2 separate regions of the Homo sapiens genome follow, and region 1 is linked to region 2. Evidence: chromatin loops called from intact Hi-C (ENCODE). Cell type or tissue: heart right ventricle. All regions are shown on one strand.

The links. Hi-C counts contacts between places; a loop is a spot of excess contacts. Peaks named below come from ENCODE experiments on the same cell type or tissue, not always from the same donor. Only the 100,000 strongest peaks of a DNase experiment are listed, where the experiment ranks them.
Region 1: it touches region 2 in a loop (4-fold over the local background); 74 of 110 quality-filtered maps call a loop at or near these places.

What each region holds. Positions count from the first base shown.
Region 1 is chr7:30,425,963-30,428,462 of GRCh38, forward strand. All of the region lies in intron 13 of NOD1 (nucleotide binding oligomerization domain containing 1), which reads right to left. Among named protein-coding and RNA genes, the nearest start is that of LINC01176, 36 kb to the left of the region's middle. In heart right ventricle, no CTCF peak of the experiment used is centred here; no DNase peak of the experiment used is centred here; H3K27ac peaks cover 1,018 bases.
Region 2 is chr7:30,156,217-30,158,716 of GRCh38, forward strand. It overlaps MTURN (maturin, neural progenitor differentiation regulator homolog), which reads left to right. Exons shown (of 3, transcript NM_152793.3): 3 at 1,222-2,500. The coding sequence ends at 1,332. Among named protein-coding and RNA genes, the nearest start is that of MTURN, 22 kb to the left of the region's middle. In heart right ventricle, no CTCF peak of the experiment used is centred here; no DNase peak of the experiment used is centred here.

The sequences.
Region 1 (2,500 bases), 270 kb after region 2:
CCAGGTCTTGTCTTTCTTGGCCCTCAGGATTTTGGCTGTCCTGACCTCTCCTCTCCCTCCTTCTTGAGGCACTCCCTCCCCTTGGCTTGGTTATATGCGCTGATTTTTCTCCTGCATCTGAGCACTCTACTTCAATTTCCTTTCCTATATTCTCCTCCATGTGACCTCTACATCTGAGATTTCCTCCAGGTTTGGGGCTAAGCCCTTTTCCCCACCCGATCTCATCAATGCCACGGCCTTGTTTGTATGTCCGTGGAGGCAGTTACCTGCTTGGCATCCTCACTTGGACCTCTCCCCCACACCTCAAAGTAGCCACACCTCCTAGGGTCCCCTGGCTTAGTGAATGGACCACTCTCATCCTGCTGAGCAGGTTAGTAACCTGGGGGTCAACCTGGACACCTTCCTTCTCATCCCCATGTTCCTTGTATCACAAAGTTCTCCCCTAATTCCTAAGAATCTAGAATGCCTCCCTGGAACCTCTATGTCTTTGGCCGGCCATCTTGGTCTGAGCACCCATCATCTCTTCCCTGCATCAGTACAATGTCCTACTGACAGGTCATTTCCACGTACTCTGGCCTTCTCCAATTCAGTTTCCTAGAAGAGCCAAGAATTGGTCTTTTTGCATTGCAGATCTGATCACATGCCTCTCCTGCTTCAAACTGTTCACTGACTTTCCATCACTTTTAGGATAAAGACCAAAATGCACATCATGACCCACAGATCTTTTATGGTCCAGTCCCTGCCTATCTCCTCAGCCTCCTGTAGTCCCCTCTTCCACACTGTCTGAACCCTGGGGCACAGCAGCTTCTGGCAGTTCTTCCAGGACACCACACTCCCTCCTGCCCCAGACCCTTTGCACATGCTGTTCCCTACGCAGAATACTCACCTCAGCTGACTAGCTCCTATTCATCCTTCATGGCTTAGTGTAAGTGCTGCTTCCTCAGAGAGGCCTTCCCTGCAACCTCATCTAAATCAGGTTCCCTCTTGGCCTTCCCCTTTGTGATAGTACCCATCACAGTTGTAATTAAATAATTACGCAAATGATTTTTTCTTTAATGTGCTTCTCCCTTTCTAGACAGTGAACCCATGAAGCCATGTTGTTCACCACTGGATTTTTGGTGCTAGCACAGTCCCTGATGCTCAAGCGTTTCGTTATTCAAGGAATAAATGAAGACACAGCACTAGTCCCTAGGACCTTGACTCAGGCCCCACCCTCCCAGAGCCACAGTCTGGAGGAGATAGCCTCACAGAAAGCTGTTATACTGGAGTGGGATACATTTCTGTAATTTACAGTGTTCATTGTTCACCTCTAATTTCTGTTCTTAAAGACAGAACTCATCAAGGGACTTCAGACTTCCAAGTTATTTTCAGAAAGGAATGAGGTAGAAATAAGTGTCAGTACAGTTAACAAGTCCAAGGAGAAGGCTTACTCTGTAAGTGTTGGCTCCAAGCAGAGCTGCTCCCTGAACGTGGCTCCCCGGCCAGCTCAACCACAACCCTGTGGCCTGGTGTGGCAGTCCCTGGCAGGGCCAACAAAGCCACAGCCTTCTCAGAGCCCAGTCCCATGAAGTCACACACAGAGGAGCATGCTCTGGAGGCTCCCAGAACAAGCCAGGGACCTAAGTGAAGACACTCCCAAGACCAGCACCCATGCCGCCTGTCCTGCCCTCTCTGAATTGGTGGCCAGTTCCCCTCTCCACCCTGACACAAGTGCAGGCCTTGAAGCTGAAGTCTCCTGGCCCTACTAAAATGGTTCCTTGTGTAGGAATGGTGACCCTCAAGAGGGAAGCAATGCAGATTTTGAAACTTGACAGAATTAAAGCAACTGTAGGTCTTTACTACCCGCCTGACCAGCTACAGAGAAAAGTGGAAGCCAACTGTGCTCTGCAAACTGTTCTGTAGTCTGGCAGTCTCCTTCCTCTCCCCCTCTGCCTGCTGTCCTCAAAACTTAAGAATCAGCAGAAACGGAGTGGCCTGAGGGCAAACACCCATGCAAACAGTTCCAGTGCCCTCCAGTGCTTCCCAGGCTGCTGGGCAGGCTGGGCTTCGCAGGCACACAGGCCACAGGTGTCTGTTTAGATCTGGGCTCTATTCTCTATGATGGTGTTTTTCTTTTTTTCTTTTTTGTTTTTTGAGACAGGGTCTCTGGCACCCAGGCTGGATTGCAGTGGCATGATCCTGGCTCACTGCAGCCTTGATCTCCCATGCATCCATCCTCCCACATCAGCTTCCTGAGTAGCTGGGACTACAGGCACATAGCACCATGTCGGGCTAATTTTTGTAGTGACGGGGTTTCGCATGTTGCCCAGGCTGGTCTCAAACTCCTGTGCTCAAGAGATCTGCCCATCTTGGCCTCCCAAAGTGCTGGTATTACAGGCATGAGCCACCATGCCTAGCCAACAGTGTTTTTTTTAAAAAAAAACCTTTTGTCTACAACCCTAAATAAGAATTACATTTTATGTTGTGAACCAACACTTATGCAAACACACACCCACTCACA
Region 2 (2,500 bases):
TTTATTTTGAACGTCCCACATAATTATACAGCAATTGGAAAATACAAAAAGATAAAAAGGAAAAAATTACCCATAATCTCACAATCTTAAAAAAAACCTTAAAATTGGGGTGTATTTTACTGAAGTCTTTTTTCTATGCATATGTGTATAAATTTTAAGAACTCCGGGTCAGGTGTGGTGGCTCATGCTTGTAATCCCAGCACTTTGGGAGGCCGAGGCAGGAGGATTGCTTGAGTCCAGGTGTTGGAGACCAGCTTGGGCAACATACTGAGACCCTGTCTCTATTAAAAATATATATATACATACACACATATATAAAGAAACTCTGGGTCAGGCATGGTGGCTCACGCCTGTAATCCCAGCACTTTGGGAAGCTGAGGCAGGCAGATCACAAGGTCAGAAGATCGAGACCACCCAGGCCAACATGGTGAAACCCTGTCTCTCCTAAAACTACAAAAATTAGCTGGGCATGGTGGTGTGCGTCTGTAGTCCCAGCTACTCAGGAGGTTGAGGCAGGAGAATTGCTTGAACCCGGGAATTAGAGGTTGCAGTTAGCCGAGATTGCGCCACTGCACTCCAACCTGGCAACAGAGCGAGACTCCCTCTCAAAAAAAAAAAACTCTGTCATAATAAAAGTGCAATTTTGTCATGCTTTTTTTACACTTATGTGCATCTTTTTAATGTCATCAAGTCATTCAAAAATGCCATTTTGAGTGGATATATAAGATTCCATTTCAATAACACCATAACCATTTTGCTGTTGAACATTTTAGTTGTCTCTAGATTTTTAGAAATGTGTTATAAATAATAGCACCAATAAATAATAGCACCGTGTGTTTTTAGGACAGAAAATACAGAATCAGTTTTTGACATCTTGGTGGGACAGTGAGCACAGTTCATTTCATACGACTGCTGACATCCCAGATGTGTGTGTGGGCACATAGCTAGCTCTCTGTGCATATGTGGTGCCACATTTTGATACTTAAAAATAGAGACTCTCCAGGCTCCCCAGTAAAACCTAGCCCTTTGGGCACTAATCCATTGAAAGATTGACATTTCCGTCTAACAAGTTTATGAAAATCATTGTAGGGGTGGTTGACGGGGAAGTCTGCAGCTGCTGGGTTAAGTACTCTTTAATGTGGATCCGATGCCTTTGGTTGTCTTCCTGCCTGTGGGCCATTTGGCGCTCACAGCTGCTTTTCTCTTGTTCTCTCCCTGTAGTTACTGGGGCTTCCGGATGCAGATGACGATGCGTTTGAAGAGTACAGTGCTGACGTGGAAGAAGAGGAGCCAGAGGCGGACCACCCCCAGATGGGGGTCAGCCAGCAGTAAATCTGGGGGCTCCCCTGAGAAGGAGAGTGAGCCCCACAGTAACCTAGGTGGGGTCACTGCCCCTCCTGGGTTAGCATTTTGCATTAGCACTTCGAAATAGGACATCTGGCTCCCAGCATCCAAATTAAAATGAAATACCTTTTTAACGACCACAAAATATCTGTGATGAGCTTTGCTCAGAAGTGACCTGAATTTCACTCCCGCTTCAGTGGGGTTTCTATGGAGTTGTCTTGGTAGCCTTTGCCATTTTGAATTTAGAGTCCATTTTGTGGCTGACTATTCTCTTAAGTTTATGTTGGAGAATTAACATTCGCTGACTCGAATGTAGAGAACTCTGAATGTATTAAGGATAGGTTTTGAGTCCTCACAGGTGACCTTACTGAGGGAAAGCATGGCAGAGAAGAAATGCAGTCTGCACTTTTTATGTACTTTTTAAGTGTCCGTAAGTGAAAGGTTTTGCTTATAAAGCATGAATTTTAATATCTAGTCATTAAACTGCACAAGTGCAAATACAAGGGCAGGAAAGGATAATCACTTAGCTTTGGACTAAGAGGGTAAGAGAGGCCCAGAAGCCTTTAAGTGTTTTGCCATTACTGAGTTACCTGGGTATGTAGCGACTGGTTCGTGGTTAGGTGTAAATGTTACTTGCTTGTTCGACTGTTTCAAAACATGCTAATTCCAAAGCCACTTTTGAAGTCTATAGTGGAAAATATAGATGGGGTGAAAGATATAATGTATTGATTTTTAAAGCTGTTTATAAGCCGTCCCACGTATAAAATGAAACATTTTACCTTCTCTCTTTCTAATGAGATGGCCGCTTGTTAAATCATGAAAACATCCAGAATTCAAGTGCCGCTTAAACTTTGAAGCCATAGATAAATTTGTTAGAAAAGTAAACCAGGATTAAAAGTTTTTAAAAATATGGTAGAATCCTTCTTTACTTTTTAAGTCTTTTATTTAAAAAAAAAAAGTCAAAAAAAGGATTCCATTGTGTAATTTATTTAAAAATTTAATCACATGTTTCGAGGGACTTAATTGTGGTGTATTTGTAAAGGGACACGAAGGTAGGAATCTTTTAATCGTGGGTTAGCTTGGTTAACAGGGAACGTTTTAATAATCAAGATACTCAGACAACTCACAGAAACAACTTCTGTAATAACTGGAAATA